Regions from separate parts of the Homo sapiens genome. Here regions 2, 3 and 4 are each linked to region 1. A link is a loop called in an ENCODE intact Hi-C map of the cell type or tissue named here. Cell type or tissue: heart right ventricle. All regions are shown on one strand. Each heading gives the region's core, and the rest is flanking DNA. Links, peaks and the distances in the headings are about the cores only.

What was found. Hi-C counts contacts between places; a loop is a spot of excess contacts. Peaks named below come from ENCODE experiments on the same cell type or tissue, not always from the same donor. Only the 100,000 strongest peaks of a DNase experiment are listed, where the experiment ranks them.
Region 2: it touches region 1 in a loop (6-fold over the local background); 20 of 110 quality-filtered maps call a loop at or near these places.
Region 3: a loop joins it to region 1, with 3 times the contacts of the local background. A loop is called at or near these places in 24 of 110 quality-filtered maps.
Region 4: a loop joins it to region 1, with 10 times the contacts of the local background. A loop is called at or near these places in 86 of 110 quality-filtered maps.

What each region holds. Positions count from the first base shown.
Region 1 is chr19:3,615,114-3,623,221 of GRCh38, forward strand. It overlaps CACTIN (cactin, spliceosome C complex subunit), which reads right to left. Exons shown (of 10, transcript NM_001080543.2): 3 at 5,594-5,689; 4 at 5,014-5,159; 5 at 3,967-4,129; 6 at 3,762-3,876. Among named protein-coding and RNA genes, the nearest start is that of CACTIN, 7.6 kb to the right of the region's middle. RefSeq lists an enhancer at 2,932-3,804. In heart right ventricle, for the core only: CTCF peaks have their summits at 3,622 (motif pointing left) and 3,824; a DNase peak (open chromatin) is centred at 3,569; H3K4me3 peaks cover 1,533 bases; H3K27ac peaks cover 1,679 bases.
Region 2 is chr19:3,301,911-3,310,018 of GRCh38, forward strand. It overlaps LOC105372244 (a long non-coding RNA gene), which reads right to left and starts at 4,992. Exons shown (of 3, transcript NR_187753.1): 1 at 4,939-4,992; 2 at 886-1,125. In heart right ventricle, for the core only: CTCF peaks have their summits at 3,197 (motif pointing right) and 3,408; a DNase peak (open chromatin) is centred at 3,191; H3K27me3 peaks cover 1,873 bases.
Region 3 is chr19:3,311,069-3,319,176 of GRCh38, forward strand. No RefSeq gene overlaps it. Among named protein-coding and RNA genes, the nearest start is that of NFIC, 51 kb to the right of the region's middle. In heart right ventricle, for the core only: no CTCF peak of the experiment used is centred there; no DNase peak of the experiment used is centred there; H3K27me3 peaks cover 4,334 bases.
Region 4 is chr19:3,542,173-3,547,172 of GRCh38, forward strand. TEKTIP1 (tektin bundle interacting protein 1) reads left to right here. Exons shown (of 4, transcript NM_001135580.2): 2 at 1,063-1,301; 3 at 1,383-1,508; 4 at 1,657-1,858. The coding sequence ends at 1,838. MFSD12 (major facilitator superfamily domain containing 12) reads right to left here. Exons shown (of 10, transcript NM_174983.5): 7 at 4,083-4,253; 8 at 3,902-3,996; 9 at 2,637-2,767; 10 at 2,027-2,560. The coding sequence ends at 2,538. Among named protein-coding and RNA genes, the nearest start is that of TEKTIP1, 5.5 kb to the left of the region's middle. RefSeq lists an enhancer at 741-885 and a cis regulatory region at 813. In heart right ventricle, for the core only: CTCF peaks have their summits at 3,084 (motif pointing right) and 3,296; a DNase peak (open chromatin) is centred at 3,089; H3K27ac peaks cover 742 bases.

The sequences.
Region 1 (8,108 bases), core at 1,304-6,303:
AAGGCCACCCTGCTGGCCCCTGGGGAAGTCCTGGGCCCGCCCCAGGACAAACAGCTCCCCACCGCCGCCCCCCATCCTACATGGAGTCTGTCTGGCATCTACCACTGGCCCAGGGGCCCGAGGCTCAAGTCCCTCCTCGATAGACGGGGAGGCTGCTGAGGGCGGGAGTGGGGTGCTGGGAGGCTGGAGCCTAGCCTGACTCCGCGTGCTCTGCCCCACACCACGTGGCATCCCGGCGGCCTCAGTGCTGCTCTCAGGCCACTTCCACCCACCCCGCTGGGTCTGGCCTCACCTCGCAACCCTGCCCCTTGCTGCCCATGCCGAACCCCTGCCACCTCTGGGCCTTTGCACGCACTGTGCTTCCTGCCAGCTACCCATCCTTCTCTGTCCCATTCGCTTCCTGAATTCCTCGCATCCTCCATGCTCAGTGAGAACATCCCTTCCGCCAGGAAGCCCTCCCTGACCATCCAGCGATGGCAGCTTCCCGAGGCGGGCAATGGGGCTGGCTGCTGCTGTTCCCTGTGCCATGCTGGGCCCACAGGGAGCTTGGTGCATAGCTGCTGGTGACACACTGGGCGGGGGTGACCAGTGCAGGCACCCTGCTCGAGACCTGCCTTCTCCAGTCCCCGCTGGCGGACAGAGGGTCAAGAGGCCCACACCTACACCACAGGGGACTGGATAGAGTCTAGACGGACCCGAGTCCCCTCCAGCCAATCACCTGGGACCCTGGAATCGGCACCCAGAGCTGCAGCCCCTTTGCTGGGCGCTAAGTGGCACTGGAATCCGTGGCAGCCCCAGCCAAGCACAGCGCGGCCGTGCCCAGACAGGCGGGGCTACCACGAACACTGAAACCCAAGCAGAAGAGCCCAGCCGCGAGGCTCCCAGGAAGCCAGGCCAGGTGCCGCCAGGTCAGCGTCTATAGAAAGCCGGGTCTGGACATGCTGCTGCATGTCTGGATGCCTCCCGAATGCCCACAAGGGGGCCCGGGGGTTTAGGGGGTCCCAGCAGCTGCTAGAGGCTGGGGGTGCAGGCCAAGGGCCCTGGGGCTGCGTGGGGGAAAGGCCAGGCCCTACACAGGGTGGGAGGCTAATGAAGCTGAGCTGGGATGACACCCGTTTTCTACTGCACAACCTCCTGTAGGGTTAGAACTTCCTAGAAAAAGCTAGGTGCACCAAAATCTCACAAGTCACCACTAAAGAACTTATTCATGTAAACGGCCGGGCACGATGGCTCACGCCTGTAATCCCAGCACTTTTGGAGGCTGAGGTGGGTGGATCACGAGGTCAGGAGATCAAGACCATCTTGGCCAACATCGTGAAACCCTGTCTCTACTAAAATACAAAAAATTAGCCAGGTGTGGTGGTAGGTGCCTGTAATCCCAGCTACTTGGGAGGCTGAGGCAGGGGAATTGCTTGAACCCAGGAGGCAGAGGTTGCAGTGACCTGAGAACACACCACTGCACTCCAGCCTGGCAAGAGAGCAAGACACCGTCTCAAAAAACAAAAAAACTTATTCATGTAACCAAACACCACCTGTTCCCCAATAACCTACAGAAATAATAAAAAAACTTTAATTTTGTAAAAATTAAAAAGAAAAAGCATGCAGTCACTCATGCCTTTAATCCTAGCCCTTCTGGAGGTGAGGCAGGAGGATTGCTTGAGGCCAGGAGTTCAAGACTAGCCTGGGCAACACAGTGAGACCCCATCTCTACAAAAAATTTTCAGAAGTGGCTGGGCACAGTGGCTCACTTCTGTAATCCCAGCACTTTGGGAGGCTGAGGTGGGAGGATCATGAGGTCAAGAGATTGAGACCATCCTGGCCAACATGGTGAAACCCTGTCTCCTTAAAAATACAAAAATTAGCTGGGCGTGATGGCGCGCGTCTGTAATCCCAGCTACTTGGGCAGCTGAGGCAGGAGAATCGCTTGAATCTGGGAGGCAGAGGTCACAGTGAGCAGAGATCGCACCACTGCACTCCAGCCTGGTGACAGAGTGAGACTCCTTCTCAAAAAATAAAATAGCTGGGTGTGATGGTGAGCGCCTGTAGTCCCAGCTTCTAGGGAGGCTGAGGTGGGAGGATCACCTGAACCCAGGAAGTCGAGGCTACAGTGAGCCTTGATCGCGCCACTCAACTCTCGCCTGGGCGACAGAGCGAGACCTTGTCTCTGAAAAATGAAAAGTAAAAGGAAAACCCCAATTAATTTAAGAAGATCCAGGACAGGGGCTCTGTGGGTCTCCAGGGGGACAGCAAAGTCAAGACCCCTCGGTTCCCTACTCCTGGAAACCATGTTGAAAGGAGAATCAGAAACAAACTCCCTCGGAAGACACCAAAGCCACCTGGGGTCCCCAACTGTAACGCGTGAGGGGAAAGGAGGGCTGAGCGACGTGGTGGAGGCAGAAGGCCATGGAAGGGATGGGAGAGGCCGGGGCCTAGGGCAGTGGGGCACGCTGGAAACGCCTCCCAGGCTTATAGGAGAGGCCGGGCCCAGGGCAACGCTGGAAACGCCTCCCAGTCTTACAGGAGAGGGCGGGGCCTAGGGCAACGCTGGAAACGCCTCCCAGGCTTCCTGCAGCCGGTGGGTAGGGTCTGCGGCTTCTGAAGGAAAATGTACTGCACCCAGAAGTCTTTGCCCAGCCCCGCTGCCACCAGCAGGAGCACACCAAGACCCTTAACGGACACACCTCTGATGCTGGAGAACTGCCCTGCCTCTCTGAGGTTACGGGAGAATGTGCCCCACGGAGGAGACCACTGGAGGGACAGGATGGCTGAGTGAACTCCACCTCCGGGGAACACAAAGCTCCACTGAAAAAGAGGAAAGCCACAGGCTCTTTCCTAGGAAGGACCTGCCACAGACCACGCTGAGGGCTGCAAATGACACTGACCCAGCCTCCTGGGATCCTCGGCCACCATGATGGCACCCAAGGCCTGAGAGGGAGGGCAGGGGAAGGACCGGGTCTATCGACAGGGATGCGTGGCCCATGAGAGCCAGGCACTGTTACAGCAGCCGCTGGGGCGTGGATTTTGGCGGGGAGGGGGCAGGGCTGCTGTGGTTGGCTTTTAGACCGGGGGGGGGGGGGGTCTCATCTAGGGCAATTCTGCCCCCAGGGGACTCTGGGCAACGTCTGGGGACATCTGCGGTTGTCAGGACTAGGGGTGCTCCTGACCCTGGGTGGAGGCCAGGGACGTTGCTCAGCACCCAGCAGTGTCCAGGACGGCCCCACCCTAGGGAACGGCCCAGCCCGCATGTCCGCAGTGCTCAGGGTAGACGCTTTAGAGCATCCCCGGTGACCATGTGTGTGCAACCACACGGAGGGGGGGGAAACGTGATTTTAAAAGCCCATCAGGTTGGAGGGGCACGAACTGACGCACGGGACAGGTAGCGCCCTGAAGCTGGGCTGCACGGCCTTCAGGCCAGGTGGAGCGAGACTTGCTGTCAAACAGGCAGAGCCACTGAGAGCACTGAAACCTGAGCGGAAAGCCCCGTGGCTCCCATAAGGCCGGCACCGCCGAGTCAGCGTTAACGGGACGCTGGGTCTGGACGCTGCTGGCCCTGCACCCCAGACAGAGGCCCGCCCCACTCATCCCTCCCAGGGCCTACTGCCCGCTGCTGCCCCCTGGTGGCTCGGCCCAGAAGGGGAGGCCCCAGTTGGGGAAACCGAGGCCTGCAGAGAGCACCAGGCCCCACAGCAAGTCTGAGGCTTCTGGGTGAACACTGTAGCCCCCGCAGCTCCCCTGGAGCCCAGGCCCATGCCCGCCGTTACCTGGCCCCTTGCCCGAGGCCTCCAGCTTGCGGAGCTTGGAGATCTCGTCCTCGGTGATGGTGGTCATGTCCCGCCAGAAGTCGGCGTTCTTGCCCTGCTCCAGCTCCATGTAGACCTGGGGGCAGGGGGCAGGGGTCAGGACACGGGTGTGGCTGGGGTGGGGGTGAGGGTGCAGGTCAGAGGAGCATCGGGTGGGGCTGGGTACCTGGATATCCTCCAGCAGGTCCTCCATGTCGGCCACGGTGAGGCCGTTGAGGAACGTGTAGGGCTCATGCATCTCCACGGCCAGATCGTCATCCTCAGCGCTGATGTACTTGGCCAGCAGGTCGATGGGCTTGGCCCGCCCGTCCCGGATGCGGATCTTGGAACTGTGGGGAGCAGGGGAAGGTGGCATCAGAGCCTGGGCTGTGCCCTCCATGCTAAAGACCCTGCCCTTGGGGTGACCACACCAGTGGGAGCCGAGGAGGGGCCTGACCCGTTGGGGGTGGTCAGGGAAGGCTTCCTGGAGGAGGAGGAGGAGGAGGCATAAGGTAGAGTGAGCCGGGTCAGCCAAAGGGCGCAGGCCAGCAGTGCAGACAAAGTGCAAGCAGCGTGGACCCGGAGGTGGGCCAGGTGGGAGGGGCTTCCTGGAGGGCCTCTGGGATGTGCCCAGGATGGCGGCTTCTATGTGGGCTGTGATGGGGAAGAGTGGAGGAGCTGAAGCAGAGGCAGGCTGGGGGACCAGAGTAGTCACTGCCTTGCAACCACCTCCTCCCCCAGGCAGACCACTCGGGGCAGAGAGCCGGGTTTCTGTTCTGGGCCTGCAGGGGGGTACGCGTTGCAGGCGGGCCCTGGTCCAACCCAAGGGAACCCGTCACCAGGGAGGCCCGAGCTGGGAGGAGCCTGATGTCACCCGCCACGGGGCCCAAGGCAAGCAGGGACACCCCGGAGCCTCAGCTTGTCTGTAAACCAGGCGGATGGGGGTGCCACCCTCCTGGGTGGAGTGTGGGAGGGACAACTGCAGTCAGTGCAGGACTGGCGTCCAGCATGCGTGGGGTGCCGTTCACCTGGGCCCGTCTCCTCTGCACCCTGCCCAGCAGGGGAGGGCAGGAGACAGAAGCCTTGCCGCCCGGGAAGGGGTCAGGAAGGGAAGGTCCCAGGAAGTGCCGTGTGGGACCCTGAAGGGTGGGAGAGCAGTGGCTTCCAGAGTGACAGCCAGTGCCCGGCCCTGGCTCCAAGTCTGGGTCGGAGGGAGGGGGAGGCCCCAGCGCACCGCAGCTTGGCCTGCTGGAGGTGGAAGTTGTCCTCCTGCTCCTCCCATGTCTTGAAGTGCTCTGCCTCCTTCTCGCGCTGCAGCATCTCCAGCTCCTGCTCGCGCATGGCCTTCTCCCGCTCCCGCTCCAGCCGCAGCTGCTTCACCTGCAGGCACAGGAGGCTGAGGGCAGCGGGGACCGTGCGGTCTGCAGGGCTGCGGGGGGAGGGGCTGTGATGATGGGGGCCCAGCCTTCACCCAGCTGCCCTGGGCACAGGGATTGGTCCGGAGATGCCTGGGCTGGTGGACAGACCTTGGGAAGGGAGAGGGCCCTCCTGCCCGAGACTCAGCAGCTCAGATCAGCTGGGGCCCTCTCGGCCACCCTGAAGGGAGCATGTGGGAGTGAAGGCCCGAGGCCAGCAGAGCCGAGAGGTGGAGGGAAACAGTTTCCTGGGGCCATGGTCTGAGCCCCTGGATCCAGCCTTACCTGAAGCCAGCCCCCAGGACTTCCCACTTAAGCCCCTCAAGTCCTGCCAAAGGGGGCGGGCCTCCAGGCCCTGGAAAGGGAGGGCCCTGCCCAGTGGGCTGGCAGGGTGCCTACCTTCTGCAGCTCCAGCCGGTTGTCCTCCTGGATCCTCTTGTTCCGCTCCTTCAGCTCCTTCTCCTCCAGGTGGCTGATCCCCTTCTTCTCCAGGGCCTGGAAGCACCAGGCACACCTGCCCTGAGCACAGACCCGCCCCCTCGCCCCCCTCCTCAGCTCCTTCGTCCAAGAGATTGACCAGGGCCCTTGTTTTGCAGAGAGAGGTGACCTGCCAGCACTGCACGTCTTCCACCCCCTCCTTAACACTCCTGAAACCCAGTGCATCCAATTCAGTGCAGACATGGAGCCCCCACTGGGAGTGAGATGTATGCAAAGGGTAAGAAGGGGCTACCCCAACTCTCAACAGGAGGGCCTCACTCGGGGCCGCCCCAACTCCCAACAGGAGGGCCTTGCTCGGGGCCACCCCAGCCCCCAACAGAAGAGCCTTGCTCGGGGCCTGCTGACTCGCTTTACCCGGGAGTCTGAGTGCTTCGGACGTGAAGGCCACGCCCTCAGCAAGTCAGGGTCCCCCACTGCACGTGGGACAGGGCAGGAACAGTGAGTGGGGGCAGCAGCAGCTCTGAAAGCAAACCTGTGGGGTCATGGGGCCCCGCCCACACAGCGGGGCACAGGGGTGGCCACTGATGGGCTTGTCCCAGCCTGGAGACCCTCAAAGCTGGCTTCTTCCAGCAGCTGTCTGAGAGCCTGGCGCGGAGCCCCCACTTCCCGACCACCTTCCTCAGGCTCCCGGTGCCCCGTCGCCATGAGGGGGTTCCAGGAACCCCTGCCGCCCAGAACTTGCCTCCAGGGACACAGGCTGCCTGGCTGGGGACCACCCCCAGACACCCGGGCCACTCTGTGGTCTATCCAACCCAGCCTGGGGCCGCTTCCACAGGCGTCAACGATGACCACATCTTCCTCCTCCATGGCTGCCCGCCCAGAGCTCACGGTGGTGCCCAGCACACCGCAGGTGCACAGCACATGGTGGCGATGAAGTGCCAGGCAGCAGTGTGTGCCTCAATAAAGAACTCTGGGGGGTCTGGGGAGCAAGGGGCCAGGAAGGGGTCTCTCAAGAGGGGATGTGTCAGTTGAGGCCTGACGGAAGAGAACAGCCGGGGAAGGGGCAGAGCATGTCCAGGCAGGGGCGCGGCAGTGTGAGGGCCCCGAGGCGGAAGGAGCTCGTTGTGTTCTCAGACGACATCGGGCAGAAGCCACCTGGAGACCCCACAGCTCCCAACTGCGCAACCGGCGAGCAGGTGCAGTCGGCCCAGCCCACACGTTGCCTGCTCCACCCCCTCCACAAGTGGATGCTGCTTCAGATGAGCTGTGTCCCCCACAGGCACATCCCCGTCTGAACCCCTGCAGCTGTAATCATGACCCCATGTGAAATGAGGTCTTGGCCAGGTATGGTGGCTGACACCTGTAATCCCAGCATATTGGGAGGCCAAGGCGGGCAGATCACTTGAGGTCAGGAGTTCGAGACCAGCCTGACCAACATGGTTAAACTCTGTCTACTAAAAATACAAAAATTAGCTGAGTGTGGTGGCACCCGCCTGTAATTCCAGCTACTTGGGAGGCTGGGGCAGGGGAATCACTTGAACCCAGGAAGCGGAGGTTGCAGTGAGCCGAGATTGCGCCTTTGCATTCTAGTCTGGGCAACAGAGTGAGACTCCATCTCAAAAAAAAAAAAAAAAAAAAAGTGATGAGGTCTTGCAGACGTAGGTAAGATGAGGTCATCCTGGAGGTGGCGGGCCCTCATCCAATGCCTGGTGTCCTCATGGGAAGAGGAACATTTACACACAGACACACAGAGCAGAAGGCCGTATGGAGACAGAGACGGGAAGGCAGACCGCCACACAACACAGGAACAGGCCGGGTTCTGCGGCTGCAAGCCAGGGAGGGCCCAGGAATCACCGGCCATGACTGGAGCTGGGAGAGGCAGGAGGGGCCTCCCCTCGGCCCCCAGAGGGAGTGGGGTCCTGCCCACACCTGCCCACGCCTTGATTTTGGACTTCTGGACTCCAGAACGAAGAGATGATAAGTTCTGTTGTCTTATGCCACTGGTGTGACTGGTGGCTAAATGGCAGGCGCAGAACGAAAGAACCAGCTCAGACGACAGAGCGCCTGGAACTGTGGAACCCTGTCCTGGGTACATGATGCCAAGAGCTGGCTCTCTAGATAGGTTTCAGGTTGGGCTGGTGTTCGGGGCAAAGAATGGCTGAAGCTTACACCGCAAGAGACACAGTTAATGGCAAGAAAATGACGGTGGGCTGGGCGCAGTGGCTCATGCCTGTAATCCCAGAACTCTGGGAGGCCGAGGTGGGAAAATCACTTGAGCTTAGGAGTTCGAGACCAGCCTGGCCAACATAGTGAGACTCCATCTTTACAAAAAAATAAAAAATTAGCCGGGCATGGTGGTGGTGCCTGTAGTCCCAGCAAGTCAAAACGCTGAGGTAGGAGGATCGCTTGAGGCCAGGAGGTCAAGGCTGCAGTTAGCCACGATCACGCCACTGCACTCCAGCCTGGGTGACAGAGC
Region 2 (8,108 bases), core at 1,198-6,197, 310 kb before region 1:
GCTTTTAAAATTTAACCCAATGTTGTTAAACATTTAGAATGTGCACCCTTAAAAATACACCAATTCTGGGCACAGTGGCTCACGCCTGTAATCCCAGCACTTTGGGAGGCCAAGGCAGGCAGATCACTTGAGGTCAGGAGGTTCGAGACCAGTCTGGCCAAACATGGTGAAACCCCATCTCTATTAAAAATATAAAAATTAGCTGGGCACGGTGGCTCACACCTGTAATCCCAGCACTTTGGGAGGCTGACACGGGTGGATCATGAGGTCAGGAGATCGCGACCATCCTGGCTAACACGGTGAAACCCTGTCTCTACCAAAAATACAAAAATTGGCCGGGCGTGGTGGCAGGTGACTGTAGTCCCAGCTACTCGGGAGGCTGAGGCAGGAGAATGGCGTGAACCTGGGAGGCGGAGCTTGCAGTGAGCTGAGATCATGCCACTGCACTTCAGCCTGGGTGACACAGCAAGACTCCATCTCAAAAAATAAATAAATAAGTAAGCCAGGCATGGTGGTGGGCACCTGTAATCCCAGCTACTTGGGAGGCTGAGGCAGGAGAATCTCTTGCACCTGTGAGGTGGAGTTTGCATTGAGCCAAGATTGTGCCATTGCACTCCAGCCTGGACAACAGAGCAAGACTCCATCTCAAATAAATAAATAAATATTAAAAAATAAAAATAAAATACACCAATTCCGCCACTGAGTGTCTCCTTAAGAATGAGCAAGGATGTGCTTAGGACAGAGGAACACTAGCTATGCTATAAGTGCTCATCTGAGGCATAGGCTAAGTGACATGCAGGGTGCATTAGTTAGGTGTTGCTGCATAACAATTTACCCATCCCCCAGTCTGTCAGCTTAAAACATACATTATTATCTGACCTACACCATTTCTGTTGATCAGGAGTCCAGGACTGATTTAGCTGGGTGGTTCTGGCTCAGGGTCTCATGAGATTGCAAACTGTCAGCAGCCAAGTCTGTCACATCTGAAGGTTCGACTGGGGCTGGAGGAGCCACTCCTACTCTGGCTCCCTCATGTGGCTGTTGGTGGGAGGCCTCAGCTCTTTGCCACGTGTGAATCTCCATAGTGCTACTTGAGCATCCTTACAACATGGTGGCTGGTTTTTCCTGGAGTGTGATCCAAAAGAGAGAGACAGAGAGAGAGAGACTGCACTGACTTTTTGTTTGTTTGTTTTGAGACAGGGTCTCGCTCTGTTGCCCAGGCTGAAGTGCAGTGGCACCATCCTAGCTCAGTCCAGTCTTGAAATCCTGGGCTCAAGAGATCCCTCTGAGTAGCTGGGTCTACAAATGTGTGCGTCACCATGCCCAGTTTATTATTTTACTTTTTGGAGTGGCGGGGTCTCACTCTATTGCCCAGGCTGGTCTCGAACTCCTGGGCTCAAGCAAGCCTCCCCGCTGGGCCTCCCAAAGTGCTGGGATTACAGGCGTGAGCCACTGTGCCCACTGCAAACATTTACTCTTCACAACTCTGGTAGCTTCCTTTTCCCCAGAGCATGCTACAGCCACACAGTAAAGCCTTACGTCTATTGAGCACCTGCTATGTGCAGCTTGTGATCAACTCTTTTTGTCCTCACCACAACCAACCAACAACGTAGGTTTCTATTATAATTCTCACTTTGCCGATGAGAAAACGGAGGGGCAGGTTTGTGGAGAGGAAAACCCAAGGCCACACAGTTGGTATGTGGTGGAGCCAGGATTTGAAACTGCGACCCGTTAACTCCTGCCTCGGTTCCCCTCCCTTCTCATTCACTGCAGGGATCACAGTTATAACCCCCTGCTTATGTATGCGCTGGCTTGTTTGATGTCTGTCTACCCAACATAACCTGGCGGGTTTCATGACAGGATGGTATGAGTGCACAGTAAGTGTGTTTGGCTTTGTTTTAATGTTATGGGGTTTTTTTTTTTTAATTATTTACTTATTTTGAAAGAGAGTCTCACTCTGTCACCCAGGCTGGAGTGCAGTGGTGCGGTATCAGTTCACTGCCACCTCCACCTGTTGGGTTCAAGCAATTCTGCTGCCTAAGCCTCCCGAGTAGCTGAAAATACAGGCATGGGTCACCATGCCCAGCTAATTTTTGTGTGTGTATGTGTGTGTGTGTGTGTGTGTGTGTGTGTGTGTGTGTATTTTTAGTAGAGATGGAGTTTCCCCATGTTGGCCAGATTGGTCTCGAACCCCTGACCTCAGCTGATCCACCCGCCTCAGCCTCCCAAATGCTGGAATTACAGGCTTGAGCCGCCACGCCCAGCCTGTTTTTATGTTGAGACAGGGTCTCCCTCTGTCACTCAGGCTGGAATGCAGTGGCACAATCATAGCTCACTGAAGTCTCCAACTCCGGGGCTCAAGCAATCTTCCTGCTTCAGCCTCCCAAGTACCTGGGACTACAGATGCATACCATCACACCTGGCTAATTTTTTTCAGTATTTTTTGTAGAGACGGGGACTAGTTATGTTGCCCAGGCTGGTCTCAAACTCCTGGGCTCAAGCGATCCTCCTGCCTTGGCCTCCCAAAGTGCTGGGATTACAGGCATGAGCCCTTACACCTGGCTGAATTTTGTTTTTCTGTTCCCTGTTGCCTAGCACATGATACCTGCTTACCATTAATAAATGCACTAAAAACACAATGGTTGAGTTTAGAACCAGACTGTCCCAGGTTTGAAACCGGTTTATAACATTGAATGGCTGTGTGTCCTTGAGCCAGCAGCTGAATCCTCTGGGGACCAGTTTTTCTCTCTCTCTCTGGAAAACGAGGCCAATCCAGCTCACAAAGCGTTAATATGTATAAAGTCCTTCCTGGCCCGGAGAAAGCACTGCAGAAGCTTTAAAATAAATCAGCCCTTAAAAATTCACTTTCCGGCTGGGTGCGGTGGCTCACGCCTGTAATCCCAGCACTTTGGGAGGCCAAAGCGGGCGGATCACTTGAGATCAGGAGTTCGAGACCAGCCTGGACAAAATGGCAACCCCCCCCTCCAACTCTACTAAAAATGCAAAAATTAGCCGGGTGTGGTGGTGCGCACCTGTAATCTCAGCTACTCGAGAGGCTGAGGCAGGAGAATCGCTTGAACCCGGGAGGCGGCGGTTGCAGTGAGCCGAGTTCCCGCCACTGCACTCCAGCTTGGGCGACAGAATGAGACTTTTTTTTAAAATTACTTTCCGGATGCTTTCGCTCCAGCGACCAGCAGGGGGCAGCAAAAACCCATGCCTTCTTTCAGGCTCTGTGCCTTGGCTTGAAATGTGCAAGATTTATTGAGCTCGGAGGGAGACTGTGAGGGGACTCCCTGGCTTCTCTCCTGGGACGCAAAAGTTGCCCCGTGCAAACTTTCTAGCCTGCAAGGTCGGCCCCGCTCCTCCTCCCCTTTTCTCTCCAGTAACTGAATGTGGTTTGGCTGCCAGGCCTTTGCACGTGCGGTTTCCCTAGCCTGGAACACTCTGTTCCCACCCTGGAGGTCGGAGATGCTGGGTTGGGATGGAGACACCCGTGACCTGCTAGGCCCAGGGCATGGCGTTAGCAAAGGTGGGGGTAGAAGTAGGAATTACTGGCCGGGCGCGGTGGCTCACGCCTGTAATCCCAGCACTTCGGGAGGCCGAGGTGAGTGGATCACCTGAGGACGGGAGTTCGAGACTAGCCAGACCAACATGGAGAAACCCCGTCTCTACTGAAAATACAAAATTAGTCGGGTGTGGTGGTGCATGCCTGTAATCCCAGCTACTAAGGAGGCTGAGGCCGGAGAATCGCTTGAACCTGGGAGGCGGAGGTTGCGGTGAGCCGAGATTGCGCCACTGCACTCCAGCCTGGGCGACAAGAGTGAAACGCCGTCTAAAAAAAAAAAAAAAAAAAAAAAAAAAAAGTAGGAATTACCTAGGTCCGAGTTAGAAAACAGAGAGCCCCTCAACTGTGGCCTCGAAACCACACAGAGGACTGAAGCAGGATGTGTGGGGGTAAAACTGAGGGCCAAATAGGAGCTGAGTCCCGACCAAGGGAGCTGGAGTTCCTCACCTCTGGGTCCTCAATATTTGCTGATTGACTTAAGACATGCATGCCCTTAAGCCTTGCATTCTCTCTCCAAGCTTCAGTTTCCTCATCTGTAAGACGGGGCTCATGAGATATATATATATATATGTGTGTGTGTGTGTGTGTGTGTATATATATATATACACATACATATGTGTGTATATACATATAATGTATATGTGTGTATATATGTATATATACGTGTGTATGTGTGTGTGTGTGTGTATACACATAATTTTTGGTTGGTTGTTTGAGACGGAGTCTCACTCTGTCACCCAGGCTGGAGTGCAGTGGCGCGATCTCAGTTCACTGCAACCTCCGCCTCCCAGGTTCAAGAGATTCTGCTGCCTCAGCCTCCCGAGTAGCTGGGATTACAGGTGCGCGCCACCACACCCGGCTAATTTTTGTATTTTTAATAGAGACAGGGTTTCACCATATTGGTCAGGCTGGTCTCGAATCCCTGACCTCTTGATCCGCCCGCCTCGGCCTTCCTGATCCAACCGCCTCGGCCTCCCAAAGTGCTGGGATTACAGGCGTGAGCCACCACGCCCGGCCTGGGCTCAGGTTATTATGCAAACATCCAGAACTGGGCAGATCAAGATGAATGATACCAATGATACTATCACATTATAGGCAAAATAGGACCTTCTCCCCGGTCAGAAAAGTGAACTCTCAGGCATCACTCCTACTGGAATCCAGAGTCAATAAACATTTATGAAGCACCTACTGGGTACTAGGAGCTGTTGTAGAAAGGTACTGGGGAGAAGGCAGGGAACGAAATGTACAAAAATTCTGACCACGTCCATAGTCCCTGGCCCCGCCCCACTACTTGCCCCAACCCTCACAGGAACAGTTTCCAGCCCCGCCCCCAGCCCCGCCTCCTCTCCACCCCCTCACTTTTCTGAACCTACCAGAGCGAGGTGAAGGGTGAGAGTAATCTACATATTCATGAGGGATCAGCCAATCCACAGCCTGAACTCGGATTTGTCTTCAGAGCCTAGCTGATTGTGACGTCAAGAGTGATGCATTACGTAGCCGGGCGCCGTGGCTCATGCCTGTAATCCCAGCACTTTGGGAAGCCGCGGAGGGCAGATCACCCGAGGTCAGGAGTTCAAGATCAGCCTGGCCAATATGGTGAAACCCCGTCTCTACTAAAAATACAAAAATTAGCCGGGTGTGGTGGCGAGTGCCTGTAATCCCAACTACTCAGGAGGCTGAGGCAGGAGGATCGCTTGAATCCAGAAGGCGGAGGTGGCAGTGAGTGGAGATCGTGCCACTGCACTCCAGCCTGGGCCACAGAGCCAGACTCCGTCTCAAAAAAAATAATAATAATAATAAAGTGATGCATTGCGTGATTTTTAAAGGTGCAGCAACCTCTCATGGTCTCAGTTTGCATATCCGTAAAGTACAGGTTGGGGCGTGCGGGACATAGAAACCAGCGCAGTACGATGACGCTGAAATCGCTTTGCCACCTTGGGTGAAATTCAGGGATACGTTTTGAGCGTTCACTACATGTCAGACACTTTACTCCAGCGGGGGCTCCGGAGTTCCTGCTTAGAATGGGAGCTTCAGCACCGGGGGTCGCGGACAGCTCCCGGCTCTGGTCGCAGGGGCTCCCATGCAGGATGACTGGGGACAAGGGTCTGAGCTTTCTCTGCCTGTCTGTCCTCCATCAAAGCCTCAAATGAACTCAGCCCTAATCTCTGACAGCTAAGGGGTTGCTAGTCAGGACAACACTCTGTCCTTGGTCCCCAATCCTGCTCCTCCCTCGTCGTCTGCATCTCAGCTGATGGCAGTTCCATTCTTTTTTTTTTTTTTTTTGAGACGGAGTCTCGCTCTGTCGCCCAGGCTAGAGTGCAGTGGCGCGATCTCGGCTCACTGCAAGCTCCGCCTCCCGGGTTCACACCATTCTCCTGCCTCAGCCTCCCGAGTAGCTGGGACTACAGGTGCCTGCCACCACGCCTGGCTAATTTTTTGTATTTTTAGTAGAGACGGGGTTTCACCGTGTTAGCCAGGATGGTCTCGATCTCCTGACCTCGTGATCCGCCTGCCTCGGCCGCCCAAAGTGCTGGGATTATAGGCGTGAGCCACCGCGCCCGGCCCGGCAGTTCCATTCTTCCGGGTGCTGGAGCCGAATATCAACGCTATCCTGGATCTTTTGTTTCTTGCTCAACTCCAATCTATCAGCAGGTCCTGTCGCCCCTGCCCTCACTATTCCATCCTCAAACGCTCACTTCTTCCTGTTCCTCTGCCTGGGTCCAGCCCCATCGTTGCCCACCTGGACCTGGCGCAGTTGCCTCTGCCTTGGTCCTAGGCTCCACCCTCTGCCACACAGTCTGTCCTCCCTGCAGCAGCCACCAGAGGGGGGCTGTGAGCACCCGAGTTAGGGCCTGTCCCTCCTCTGCCTACAGCACTCCAAGGCTCCCACCTTCCTCTGGGTCAAAGCCTCCCTGTGACCTATAAGGCTGGCAAGACCTTCCCTGTGTTAGCCAGGATGGTCTCGATCTCCTAACCTCGTGATCTGCCTGCCTCAGCCTCCCAAAGTGCTGGGATTACAGGCGTGAGCCACCACGCCCAGCCAATTTTCTGCATTTTGAATATATGTCTGGGTATGTCTCTTAGAGGATATTTATTCTGTTTGGTGTTTTCTGAGCCTCATGGATCTGTGAAAATTATTGGCTATTCTCTGAAAACAATCAGCTGCCCTAGTCTTCCTTCTCCTGTGGGATTCCAATTACACCTGTGTTAGATCACTTGCTCTTCACCTGCAGCTCTTGGATGCTCTTAACCTGTCTTTAACACCTCTCTAATTCTTGCTTTTCTTTTTTTACAAACAGAGCAGGCTTCAGGCTTGATGTTTGGTTAGACTATGATAAGGTTGAGGAGGTTTTTGTTGCATTTATCTTTGGACCTGCCCTCAATTCACGGCAGACTGTAGTGCGGGGGAGGCGTTATTCTTTTCTCTTTAAATATATCTAAGTCTTTTAAAACAAACAGTTTGATCCAAAGAAAAATCTTCACTAATACTTGGACACAGATAAAACGAGAAGGGTGGTCTGTGAGTGACAGCATTGAGAGGCTGCCCTAATCTGGCTTGTTGGTTTTTCAGCTAGGGAAACTGAGGCATGGAGTGGGTAAAGACTTGTAGACCAGGCCGGGTGTGGTGGCTCACACCTGTAATCCCAGCACTCTGGGAGGCCGAGGCAAGTGGATCACCTGAGGTCAGGAGTTTGAGACCAGCCTGGCCAACATGGCGAAACCCCATCTCTACTGAAAATACAAAATTAGCCGGGCGTGGCAGCAGGTGCCTGTAATCCCAGCTACTTGGGAGGCTGAGGCAGGAGAATTGTTTGAACCTGGGAGGTGGAGGGTGCGGTGAGCTGAGATCGCACCATTGCACTCCAGCCTAGGCATCAAGAGTGAAACTCCATCTAAAAAACAAAAAAAGACGTGTAGACCTGGGCCTTCTGTCCTTGGTACGGGGGGACAGGAACCGGGGTTGGGGGTGTGGTGCAGATGGAGGATCCTCACGAAGATCCAGGTGCTGGCCCAGCGCAGCAGCTGCTGCAGTTTTGATCACTGGGCTGACCCTCTTGGGCCTCAGTTCTCAGAGTGGAAAATGTGGCTGGTCAATCGGGTGTCTCTGGTGGGGGCATAGGCTGTGCTACACAGTGGACGGTCCACAGCCCACCCCGTTGACTGTGCACGGCTGGGTGGCTTGTCTTTCCCATCTGTCTTTCTCACTGTCTCTCTCTCTCCCTAACTCTCTCCCTCTCTGTCTCATTATCTCTGTATCTCTGTCTTTCTCTATCACTGTTTCCCTCTAAATCTTGCTGTCTCTCCTTGTCTCTGTATCTTTGTCTCTGTCTCTCTCCCCTCTATCTCTCTCTTTCACTCTTTCTGCATGTCTTTGTGTGTCTCTGTCTTTCCCTGCCTCTCTGTTCATGTCTGTTTCTCTGCCTCTCATCTCTGTCTTTTTCCGTGATGTCTCTCTGTTTCTTTCTCTTCCTCCCTCTCTCTCCCTTTCTGTCTCTTCTCTCTATCCCTCTCTCTCTCTTCCTCCCTCTCTCCCTTTCTCCCT
Region 3 (8,108 bases), core at 1,509-6,508, 300 kb before region 1:
CTCCATCTCTCTCTCTCCCTCTCTCCATCTCTCTCTCCATCTCTCCATCTCTCCCTCTATCTCCCTGTCTCCATCTCTCCATCTCCCTCTCCATATCTCTCTCTCTCTCTCTCTCTCTCTCTCTCTCTCTCTCTCTCTCCCTCTCTCCATCTCTCTCTCCATCTCTCCATCTCTCCCTCTATCTCCCTGTCTCCATCTCTCCATCTCCCTCTCCATATCTCTCTCTCTCTCTCTCTCTCTCTCTCTCTCTCTCTCTCTCTCTCCCTTCCCGTTTGAAGGTTGCCTCCCACATCTGCCTTCCGCCAAGGCCCGGGCTCTGACCCGCCGTCTGAATGCCTGACTCCAACCGCACATCTGTGGGGTAATTGTCTCCTACGACCACAAGGTACTGAGGCAAATTATAGTTACGGGGCGGGGGCCTCCATGTGGGCGAACTGCGTCCGCTGGGCCGGGCTCTGCCGGCCTCAGCTGGGCAGGATGACCGAGGCATGGCCCCACTAGGGTCAGGAAAGCTCACGCCCAGCCCTTCCCCTCGCCCCTCCCCACACACCAGCCAGTCCTTTGCCAGGCCTCCATCTTTAGTGCCAGGATGAAAATGCCTTTTGCAAAAATCAGCAGGAAACTCCAATATTTGCAAAACCCTGACTTTCTATTCATGCATACATTCCTGCATTCAACAGATCTGTTACGGAGCGCCTACTCTGAGCCAGGCACTGTTCCAGGCACTGAGGCCAAAGCAGTGAATGAGACCAACACAATTCTCGGCCCTCCTGAAATCAACACCCCACTGGGGGAGACAGGCAAGAAATAGGGAATAGTCATCAGTGCTTTGAAGAAAAAGCAGGAAAGTGATCTTGGGGGCCCAGGGGAGTTATTTTATTTTATTTTATTTTATTTATTTTATTTTATTTATTTGAGACGGAGTCTCACTCTGTCGCTAGGCTGGAGTGCAATGGCGCGATCTCGGGTCCCTGCAACCTCCGCCTCCTGGGTTCAAGTGATTCTCCTGCCTCAGCCTCCTGAGTAGCTGGGATTACAGATGCATGCCACCACACCCAGCCAAGTTTTGTATTATTAGTAGACACGGGTTTCACCATATTGGCCAGGTTGGTCTCTGTCTCTTGACCTCGTGATCCGCCTGTCTTGGCCTCCCAAAGTACTGGGATTACAGGCTTGAGTTACCACGCCCAGCTATTTTATTTTATTTTTATTTTGAGACAGAGTCTCGCTCTGTCACCCAGGGTGGAGTGCAGTGGCACGATCTTGGCTCACTGCAACCTCTGCCTCCTGGATTCAAACAATCCTCCTGCCTCAGCCTCCCGACTAGCTGGGATTACAGGCGTGCACCACCACGTCCGGCTAATTTTTGTATTTTTAGTAGAGATGGGGTTTTGCCATGTTGGCCAGGCTGGTCTCGAACTCCTGGCCTCAAAGGACCCACCCGCCTCGGCCTCCCAAAGTGCTGGGATTACAGGTGTGAGCCACTGCACCCGGCCAAGCCATTGCTATTAATATCGATGATTCAAATGATAGGGTCTCTCCCATACACCTGCCCTGTCAAGCATCATAGGTGCTTACTGTGTGCACAGCTGAGTCCCAGGGGATGCCGGGGTCCCGGTGAGGGTTCAGACCCGGGCCCTGCCCTCCAGGAGCCCCCCAGGCTGGGGGAGGCTGTACTGGATGCAGACAATCTCAATCCCTTGGGGTTAAGGCTGGGTCTTGTGGGAACCTTCCTATCGAGCAGAATGTGGCTGCTAATCCAGGCTTTTCAGGGTGGAAACTCAGAGCCTGTGGTCCAGACAGTGGGCGTGGCGTGGCTGGGTGTCTCGCCTTCCTCTCTCTGTCTCTCTCCAACCTTCTCCCCATCTCTGTCCCTCCATTTGTCTCTGTGTCTGTTTGCCTTTGTCTCTGTCCTCAAGGGTTGGGGCAATGTCTGGGCTGGGTTTTGACAGATGCATAGGAGTTGCTCAGCGGTGCAAAGAGGAAAGGCATCCCAGGCAGAAGCAAAGGCCCGGAGCTGTAGAAGAACGTGGTGTCATCAGGAAGTGGGACGGTGACATGCATTAGTGAGAGAAGGGGGATGAGTGGGAAGCCGGGTCCAGTCGCCGTCGGGTTCTTATGTTGGAGACCATGAAGGGAGGCCAAGAGAGGAGGGAACCAGCCACAGCTGCACTTTAGGAAGATTCCTCCACGGTGCCGGGGACTGAGCAGAGGAGACGAGACTGGGGTGGCCACGTTCCCCAGCACGCCACCCCGTCCTCAGCCCCAATGACACAGCGAGGCGCCTGGTCCCCATTCATGTCCTGCGCCAGCTGCTCAGCCTCCACTTCCCTCCGAGCACTCGGAGAGGACACAGAAAAGCAGAGGCCAGAGGAGTTCCGGGTGGGCCCTGTCATTGCCATGTCAGAGCTAAGGGGCAGTCCCTCCCCAGGGAAGTTCTTCCTGCAGTCTATCTGCAGTCCCTCCTGCTACCTGCGGGCCAGGACATCCAGCCCCCACATACACACCAGTGACCAGCCCCTTCTCGCCTCACCCGGGCATACACTTCATGCTCCATAAATGCACAGCGACTGTTACATTATGAAACAAAAGGAACCCCCCCACCCCCTACCACCCAAACCCCCCAACTTGTCTCTGCTTGGAGGCCAGGAGAAGGAAGGAGAAGATAAAATAGTGACAGTCACGCCGGGAGCAGTGGCTCGCGCCTGTAGTCCCAGCACTTTGGGAGGCCGAGGCGGGCAGATCACCTGAGGTCAGGAGTTTGAGACCAGCCTGGCCAACATGGCAAAACTCCATCTCTACTAAAAATACAAAAATTAGCCAGGTGTGGTGGCCAGGTGCCTGTAATCCCAGCTACCCGGGAGGCTGTGGCAGGAGAATTGCTTGAACCTGAGAGGCGGAGGTTGCAGTGAGCCGAGATTGCGCCACTGCACTCCAGCCTGGGCAACAAGAGTGAAACTCTGTCTCAAAAAAAAAAAAAAAAGACTTACCCCTCCAGGGTCCCATGAAGACAGCCGAGCCCTGCCCGGAGCTAACGGAGGCCTTGGAGCACGCTCACAGGGGCACCCTCCCGGCTGGCATCTGGGAAGCGGAGGTGGGTGGGTGTTGCGGGGGGGGGGGTCGGTGGGGGGGGGCGTTCCCCCTCCCGCCCCAGGCTGCCGGGTCCTGCGCATCCGTCTGTCCCTGATGGAGGTGGTGGGCAGGCGGGAGAAGCCACGCTCCTTCCGGGGGGCGGGAGGGGGGATTTTCCAATCAGAGTTTGAGCTTCATTCACAAATCCATGGCCCCGTCTGATTGCACCAACGGCTGCTGCACACACACACACACACACACACACACACACACACACACGGCCTGTGACAGCCTCGCCGGGCTGTGGGTGGTCACTTAGTTGAGAGTGGCCTGGTGTGTCTCACATTAACGCATCCCAAGCCCTCCTGCCTCTCTCTCTTCTCTCTTCTCTCCTCTCTCTCTGTCTCTCTTTCTCTCTCTCTCTCTCTCTCTCACTCTCTCGTCTATGCTCTCCAGCTCCCAGTGTCCCCGGCACCCTCCTCCGACTCCCCAGAGAAAAGCTGCTTGTGTGACGGCATCATGGAAGCCGGGTGCCCGGACCTGCCTCCCAGGCGGCCGGCCCAGCCCGCACTCCGGTCCCCATAAGGCGATTCGGGGCCGCCCTCGCCGTCCGCCCCAGCATGGAGGTGCCCGGGCCCCCCGTGTCCAGCAAGCCGGGAGAGACCTCGGTCAAATGGCAACTGTGCTACGACACGACGGCTAAAATGTGGTGGATGGTGAGTGGAGCGGGGCCCGCCGTGGCCCGGGGCCGGGGGCAGGAGGGGGCGGCCGGCCGAGGAGGCTTCTCCAGCCAGGCGTGGTTGGGGGGCGGCGGTGACCCCCCCACTGGGGAGCTGTGAAGTCGGGGAAGGTGGTCAGAGGTGGTGAAACCGAGCCCAGATCATGGAGAGCAGAATAATTCTTGCATCTTCCACCTGGAGACGAGTCCGCGGCTGCCCAGGCACCGCTAAGGGCCCGAAAGTGCCTGTTTCTGTGGCCCACGAGGGCACCAGGGTGGCCGTTCCCTTGGACGGTTTTGCAGAGGATCAGTGGTCCTGGAGATGCTTGTGCTGGGCCCAGGGCCTGTGATGGGATGTTCTGAGGGTGGGGAGGTCTCAGCGGGCTGGGGAGCGTGAGGCCCAGGGACTGGGCTGCTGTGTGACCCCGGCCAAGCCCTCGCCTGCCTCTGTGCCCTGTGGTCCCAGAAAACGGGGTGGACACCCTCCTCGCTCTGGCTGGATGATGGCCAAGGGCCGAGGGAAGGTGGGGTGGGGCTGTCGCCTGCTTTGGCCCAGAGGAGGACTATGGCATCACCCCTAAGATTGGGCACCCTTCCGGAAGCTTCCAGTGGTGGTGGTGGGGGGTGGTTAAGGCCACGTCCCTTGAAACTGGGACCCACCGGATGGGGTAAGAAGCAATTCCGGGGCAGCTCTGTGTGTAAGACAGGGCACAGTTATGGAGCCTGGCTGGGGGCCAGTGTCCACGGCCCTTGGGGTCCGCGCGAGACCGTCACACTGTCCGCCTCTCAGTCCGTCGGTCCATCCAGCTGTCTGGGAGCTGGCCGGTGATCCATGGGGAACTTGAAAACCCGTCAACACAGGTCTGCATCATGCAGATGTGTGTTTCAACCTGGGCTTACTGTGTGACCTTGGGACAGTGGCTCACCCTCTCTGGCCCGCAGGTTCTCCCATCAGGGAAATGATGAGCGGCCTAGACTTCTCGGGTTTCATGGCAGGTGCTCTGTGGGTCGCCAAGGAAAGTTGGGCCTCGAGGTGGGACATGGCACCTCATGACCTGCTGTGACCTCTCATAGCTGCTGTCTCTGGGGTGTGTCTGCTTCAGGTGGGGTCAGAGCCTCTGGGGTCATTTCCTTAGTCTCTGAGCACCAAAGTCTTGGGGTTTACAAGGACAGAGAGACCTTTCCCACAGCCCTGGGGAGTGTCCTGCATTGGTTTCACTTTTCATTCTTCATACAACCAACATTTGAGTACTCGCTGTACCCCAGGCCCCATTTCTCCATACGGGGGACACAGCAGTGACCCAGACAGGAAAAAAAAAGTCCCTGCCTTCTTGGGGCAAATGTCCCAGAGCGGGAGACAGAGGATAAAAATATCTGTGCACAAAGTAGGAGTGAACTACGATTGTAGGAGGAAGCAGTGAGAAGGCGCTGGGGGCCTGAGTGAGCCCAGGCAATCTGGGAGGGCTTTCCTGAGGAGGTGACATCTGACCTGAGACCTGGTGGATGACAGAATTCATTCAGATAAGAGAAATGGGAATAGAGTTCCAGGCATGGGTCGTGGCATGTGGAAAGGCCCTGGGGCAGGACCACATCTGGCCTGTTGGAGGAACAGCGAGGAGGCCTGTGTGGCTGGACCAGAGTGAGGAGGGGGAGAAAGGGAGGAGGAGAGGGCAGGGAAGGGACGGGGCAGGTCACGCAGACCTGATGGCCTCTGGGAGGACTTGGGCTGTGACACCGAGGAAGGTGGGAGCCATGGAGGGCTGCGGGCAGAGGAGGGACGGGACCTATTTTATATTTTTAAAGCTTCCTTGGGCTTCTGTGGGGAGAAAGGGTGGCTGGGGCTGATGTGGCAGCCAGAGACCAGGGGAGGCTGAGGCGGCTTCTAGGCGAGGGATGATGGGGACTTGGAGGTGCAGGGAAGGGAGCAGGTTTCAGATGAAAAAAGGCTGGGACTTGGCAATTAAACTGAAGGCCCAGAGAAGCTGAGTGATTTGCTCAAAGTCACCCAGCAAGTGAAGAACAGAGCTGGGAGTGGGAGAAGGGCCTGAGGTCAGAGGTCAGAGGTGGGGGAGGTGGGGAGCCCTTCCTCATCTCCATCTCCTGGGTCCTTAGCGAGCCAAGCAGAACTGGCAGTTTGAGAAAAGGAGAACATTTCAGTGCAAACTTGAGGTCTTATCAATAGAGGTAGAAGCCCCAGTATAGGGGAGGTTATGGACCCACTCATTAGTCAAGGGGAGGTATCAAACCGGAGTATGTCCAGACAGGGAAAGCGGATAGGGCAGCCTTCAGGGAAAGACTGAGAGACTCAGGGCTTTAGCCCAAGAAAAGAAGATGCCTAGGGGTGGAATTCAGTTCAGCTCTCCAAGCTCTCCCTGACATTTCTCTGGCATTGGCTCAGAGCTGGGTCACCTGCGCCCTCCCACAGGATCAACCACACATTCAGGGGGTTCCCAAACACAAGAGCTGAAGCAGCAGGACCCAAGATTCAGGACTCAAAATCTCCCTAGGCGGGGCTTCCCTAGGGCAGAAGAAGCTAAAGAGGGCAGAGGGCAGAGCCTGGCCTCTGCAGGGATCAGCTTGACCTCTGTAAGTGCTTTCTCCTGAGTGTGTGAAAGGTAATGAGGCATCCGTCACAGGAGGCATGCAAGCCTCTGTTGGTGGAAATTCCATTCTTTTTTTTTTCTTTTTGAGATGAAGTATCACTCTGTTGCCCAGGCTGTAATGCAGTGGCGCGATCTCGGCCCACTGCAACCTCCGCCTCCTGGGTTCAAGCGATTCTCCTGCCTCAGCCTCCCAAGTAGCTGGGATTACAGGCATGCACCACCATGCCTGGTGAATTTTTGTATTTTTAGTAGAGACGAGGTTTCACCATGTTGACCAGGCTGGTCTTGAACTCCTGGCCTCAGGTGATCTGCCCCCTTGGCCTCCCAAAGTGCCGGTATTGCAGGCGTGAGTCACTGTACCCAGCCTCCATTCTTTTTTTTTTTTTTTTTTTTTTTGAGACGGAGTTTTGCTCTTTTCATCCAAGCTGGAGTGCAATGGCACAATCTCGGCTCACCGCAAGCTCCGCCTCCCGGGTTCAAGCAATTCTCCTGCCTCAGCCTCCCAAGTAGCTGGGATTACAGGTGCACGCCATCACGCCCGGCTAATTTTTTGTATTTTTAGTAGAAACAGGGTTTCACCATGTTAGCCAGCACACCACAGGCTGGTGTCGAACTCCTGACCTGGTGGGCTGAGATGATCGCCCACCTCAGCCTCCCAAAGTACTGGGATTACAGGCGTGAGTCACTGCACCCAGCCCCAGCCTCCATTCTTTTAAATAGAGTGGACCAGGTGATTTTCAAAAGATGCTTTTACACTCAGAGCAGCCAGGCTCCCAAGGCGAATGAAGGATCCACGAAGGATTCAAAATGTGGGGCTGGATGGAGAGAGAGGATACTGGGCGGGCGTTCAACCTTAGCCTCTAAATCCCAAGGCAGAGTTAACATCTCCCAGAGCTACAGGAGGCACAGCACAGGGCTCCTGAGACCTTTAGGGCTCATGGAAATATTTCCATTTTAATGTATCGTATAACTATGATAATAATGAATACATGGTTATGCATCCCGTCTGGATTCTATTCATCTGTGTGCCCATGCAGCCATAAAAGATAAATTTGTTTGTTTCTTTCTGAGACAGAGTCTCGCTCTGTCACCCAGGCTGGAGTGCAGTGGCACGATCTTGGCCCACTGTAATCTCTGTCTCCCAAGTTCAAGCGATTCTCCTGCCTCAGCCTCCCGAGTAGCTGGGATTACGGGCGCCCGCCACCACGCCTGGGTAAATTTTGTATTTTTAGTAGAGATGGGTTCTCGCCATGTTGGCCAGGCTGGTCTTGAACTCCTGACCTCAGGTGATCCACCCGCCTCAGTCTCCCAAAGTGCTGGGATTACAGGCATGAGCCACTGCACCCAGCCCATAAAAGATCATTTTAAACAATTCTATTTTTTGTGAAGGAAAGAGCCCACAAAAACAAAAGTTCCCCTGGCCTGGGAAAATCATAAGGTAGCTAAGTTCATCCATTTATCTGTTCATTCATTCCAAGAACAAGTCATGGCAGGGCAGTCGCTCACAACTTTAATCCTAACACTTTGGAAGGCTGAGATGGGAGGATCCTTTGAGCCCAGGAGTTCAAGACCAGCCGGGGCAACATGACGAAACCCCATCTCTACAAAAAAATATGAAAATTAGTCAGGCGTGATGGTGCATGCATGTAATCCCAGCTACTCAGGAGGCTGAGGTGGGAGGATCGCCTGAACCCAGGAGGTTGAGGCCATGGTGA
Region 4 (5,000 bases), core at 1-5,000, 74 kb before region 1:
GTGAGGTTCTCCTGATCTTGAAATTGCCTTTCTAGTGGAAAAGCCGAGTCTATGTGGGGTCCCTCAAACAGGCTCTGTAACTGACCAGGCTACTCCCATGTTCTGTGGGCACCTGGGAGTCTAGTCAGGATTTAAGCAGAGTTCCTGCCATGAGAGCTGGAACCGGGCTTTCCGTGCAGGGCAGATGAGATTGTTTTGAACCCTGCTAGACTGTCTTGGGGCCAGCAACCTTGTTTTCTGGGATGACTTCCTTGGGACATATTCCCAAGAGCAAGGTCAAAGCATAAAACATCTTTGAGTCTCTTGTCTTTTTGTTTTTGAGACAGAGTCTCACTCTGTTGCCCAGGCTGGAGTGCAAGGGCACGATCTCAGCTTACTGCAAACTCCACTTCCTGGGTTCAAGCGATTCTCCTGCCTCAGCCTCCTGAGTAGCTGGGATTACAGGTGCCCCCCGCCCCCACACCATGCCTGGCTTAATTTTCGTATTTTTAGTAGAGATGGGGTTTTACCATGCTGGCCAGGCTGGTCTCGAACTCCTGACCTCAAGTGATCCACCTGCCTCAGCCTCCCAAAGTGCTGGGTTTACAAGCGTGAGCCACACACCTGGCCTAGTGGGTCCCCCAGTCTTCCCTGGGCCATGGCTTAGTGCCAGCCCCAGACCACTTCTTCCTGGTGCACCTCCAGGCCAGGGGGGCTTCCCAGAGGAAGGGACTTGTGGGTCTTGGAGGCTGGACAAGGACTGTAGGAATCCAGGAGTAGCCAGGGCCCTTGTCCTCTCCCCTCCCTCTTCTCCAGGCAAGAAAAGCTGAGAACAGAAAGGTTTAGTGCTGACTTGGGTGCTTGGGGTGCGATGTGTGGGGAGAGGGGGAGTCAGCCTCTCTCCTCAAGCACCCACTCTGGGGTGAGGGGTACAGGGCTGAAGGACAGACTCCAAGTGGCGAGGGAGGGAGACCCCACGCCGTGGGCCAGGCCTCTACATCATCCACCCTGGCAGACATCGCAAAGGGGTCAAAGCACTCGCTGTAGACATGGGCTCAGTCTCTGCCCCCTGCCCACCCTCAGCGATGACTACCTGTCCCTGGAGGGTTCCCGCTGGCCACCAGCCATCAGGCAGGCCACACGCTGGAAGTACACGCCCATGGGACGGGACGCAGCCGGCCAGCTGTGGTACACAGGCCTGACCAACTCGGACGCCTGGGAAGCCTGGTACAACCTGCCACGGGCCCCGGCCAGCCCCTTCCGCGAGGCCTACAACCGCTGGCACAGCTGCTACCAACACCGTGAGTGCAGCATGCCATCGGGTGAGTGCCCCCCCCCCCGCCCTGGGCAGCGGGCCTGCCAGAGGGGGACAGGAATGACCGCCAGCCCCCGCCCCACCGCAGCCTACACCCAGCACCTGCGGGAGACCGCCTGGCATGACCCCATCGTCCCTGCCCAGTACCAGGCCCCCAGCACCCGGTGGGGGAGCGCGCTGTGGAAAGACAGGCCAATCCGGGGCAAGGAATACGGTGAGGCTAGGTGCAGGGTGGGTCCTTGGGAGGCCAGGGGGACAAGGCCACCTAGGCCAGGGTGAAACTGCCCGGGGCGATCCAGGAGCCCCTTGCTGGCCAACGGCGAGGAGGTGGGGGCACATGGTGACCCGAGTCCCACCTACAGTGCTCAACAGGAACCGGTACGGGGTGGAGCCACTGTGGAGGGCATCAGACTACGTGCCCTCCCTGTCGGCACCCCAGCGCCCGCCCGGCACCACCCAGAACTACCGGGAGTGGGTCCTGGAACCATACTGCCCCTCCACCTGCCAGCGGTCCCCGCCTTCCCTCACACCCACTCCCCGATAAAGGCATGCTACCAGGATGCACCCACTGTCTCTGCACCCAGATGAGGGGGCACTAACCTAGTCCCAGGGGACCAGAGGCTCGGGACAGAGGCAGACACTGGGCTCGCTGGCCGCCCACAACCAGGGCAGGGCTGAGATGCCCAGGCTACCCCTGCCCAGAGCCCCCCCGCAGGCAGACAGGAGCCAGGCTGCCGTCATCTCTTTATTTGCTGCCAGCAGAGTCCACCAAGCCTGCCGGGCAGCCCTGCTGCCCACCACGGTGGGGTCCAGGCCCAGCCCACCACCCCGTGGCTGTCTCCTCCAGGCTCCAGCCGTCCTGAGGGGGCCCTGGCAGTGTCTGGAGACCCCCAGGCTGGAGGTGAGGGGTGAACTGGACTGAGCTCAGGGTTAGGGTTCCCCCAGACCCTTCTGGGATTCCTACTTCCTGTTCCCTGCCGAGAGGGGCACCCCAAATCCTCCAGAGGGCTGGGATGGATTAGAGTTGAGAATGGGACACCCTCAAAACCCAGGGGGTCCTTGCAAGTCCCTGGCGGGCATCCCTGCTGCCCTCACCCGACCCCACCCCCGGGAGCTGGGTGAGGATGGAGGGTGGGGGTCCAGAGAAGAGTGAGGGGCAGTGGGGGCTTTTCCCCAAGGCCCTGGGGGGCATCCTCGTGCGTCCCCACAGTTCCCTTGCACAGGTGCAGGAGGCTGTCAGGAGTCAGGGCCGGGCATCACGGTCCCCTGCAAGGGAGGGGTGGAAATGGCATTAGAGAGTGTGGGTCAGTGTCTGGGGAGGGAGGGGTGGGCCAGGACTCACAGCGTCGCAGGCGGGTCGGCCACAGCAGGAGGCTACAGAGACACAGGGCAGCGGCCACGCCCACGCCGCCCGTCACAGCCACCATCGCCCAGTGGTAAAAGCTCACGCAGGCCCTGCAGCAGAGCTCTGAGCTGTGGGAGGAGGCGGGGGATGAGTAGGCACCGCGGGTACCACCCCCCCGCCACCCAAGCTGAACCTGTGCCTCCCCTCACCCCCGACAGCGGCTCCGTCCTGTCCAATCCAGGAGCTGGGGGCCCTGCCACTCCCTCCCTCCTGTCCCACACCCAACAGCTCGGCCAGTCCTGTGGGCCCTGCTTCCAGCATCCATGCCAAATCCACCATGTCTCCCCTTCCCTGTCTCCTCATGGTCCAGCCCCAGCATGGCCCGCCTGCACCCGCCCCGGTCCCAGGCTGCAACTTCTCCCCCAGCAGCTGTCCTCCCGGCAGCAACCACCAGAGGGCGTCTGTGAGCGCCTGGGTCAGGGCCTGTCCCTCTTCTGCCCACAGCTCTCTGTGAGTCCCACTGTCCTCAGGGTCAAATCCCCTAAGTCCTCCCCATGGCCCACCAGGCCCTGCACGACCTGCCCTCCCCTCCTCCCTCTACTCCAGCCACACAGGCCTCCTCCCTGTTCTTCCAACACAACATGCCAGGTGTGGTCCTGCCCCAGGGCTTTGGCACTACTTGTCCCTCCCCATTGGCCTGGAATGCTCTGACATCCTGCAGGTGTCAGGGCCACGTCACCTCCTCCAAGAAGCCCTCCCTGGCTTCCTGCCCTGGCTGTCCAGGTTTCTCTGAGCGTTCACCTTTACACACCACCCACGCCGGTACCAACCACATGTTCACCTCTGTGACTATTAACACGGCTGGCTCTGCCCCAGGCCCAGACCGGCTGTGGTTTCCAGGCCCTGGGCCTCTACAGGCGTGAATGCTGTGATGCTGTGGTCTAGAACCATCCATGTCTGAACCCTGAGTTCTGTGGGTCTGGGTTACACGGACTCGGGGCTCCCTTCCAGCTGGGCCCACCCCCGATATATTTCTGTACGGTGTCTTCAGCACTGCACACATGGACCCAACGTTTGTTGAGTGAATAAACGAAGTGCTCAGTGGAAGAAAGGAAAGGTCTCCCCTGCCTATGACTCCCATTGGGGCAGGTGTCTTTGGTCCACAGCTGGATGCCCAGACCCAGAACACTGCTGGACACACAGCAGGCGCTTAATCCCCTCTTACTGAACAAAAGAATGAATGAACGAACAGCGGCACTCACGGGCAAGGGTGCAGGCTCTGGATGGCCATGACTGCCAGCCCATTGGCCACCTTATCCAAGAAGCTCATGGAGCCGTACACGAACGCTCCGCTGTTCTGTGGAGACACAGGCGAGGTGGTCAGCGTGCACCCCGAGATCTAGGACCCGGCCTCCCCCACCCCAGCCTGGCTACCAGCCCTACCGTGTGGGGACCGATGAGGTCGGCCGTCATGGCCAGCGAGGTGACGAGGATGGTGGCACAGCCAGCACCCAGCAGCACAGCCGCTGCGTACACGGCCACACCCAGTCCCTCCGCCAGCGCCACCCAGGCGGCAAAGGCCAGGATCACCAGGAGGCCTGAGAAGTAGGTCATCTGCAGGGACAGCCCCGGGGTCAGGCCCACACCACTGGGTGCCCCCAAGCCTGGCGCTTCAATCCGCCACCCCTACCCCCAACCCCAGCAAACAAGGCATGAGCTGGATGGTCCCTAAGGAGCCCTGGCTCTGGCCCTGGACACAACACCGAGGCTCTGCAGATCCTCCATGCCAGAGCTGTGCTCTCTGTCCACGCCGTAGCGGCTGGAGACGTGTGGCTATTCTGCCTGAGCGCAGGTCAGTTACAACGAAAGCAAACGACGGACTCGGCTCAGTCCCCACGGCCACATTTCAAGCCCTCAGTAGCTGCACAGGGTGGACAGAAAGCGCCAGAGCTCCATGGCTGCGAGTGTATAAACTCGAGACACAGAGAAGCCAGGATCCTAGAATTCCTTGTTCCCAGATCTGGGGCTTTTTTTTTCTGGAGACAAGAGTCTCGCTGTGTCGCCCAGGCTGGAGTGCAGTGGTGTGATCTCATCTCACTGCAAGCTCCGCCTCCCGGGTTCACGCCATTCTCCTGCCTCAGCCTCCCGAATAGCTGGGACTACAGGCACCCGCCACCAACGCCCGGCTAATTTTGTTTTTGTATCTTTAGTAGAGACGGGGTTTCACCGTGTTAGCCAGGATGGTCTCGATCTCCTGACCTCGTGATCCGCCCGCCTCGGCCTCCCAAAGTGCTGGGATTACAGGCGTGAGCCACCGTGCCCGGCCTAGATCTGGGGCTTCTACAAGGCGGGAACTCGGAG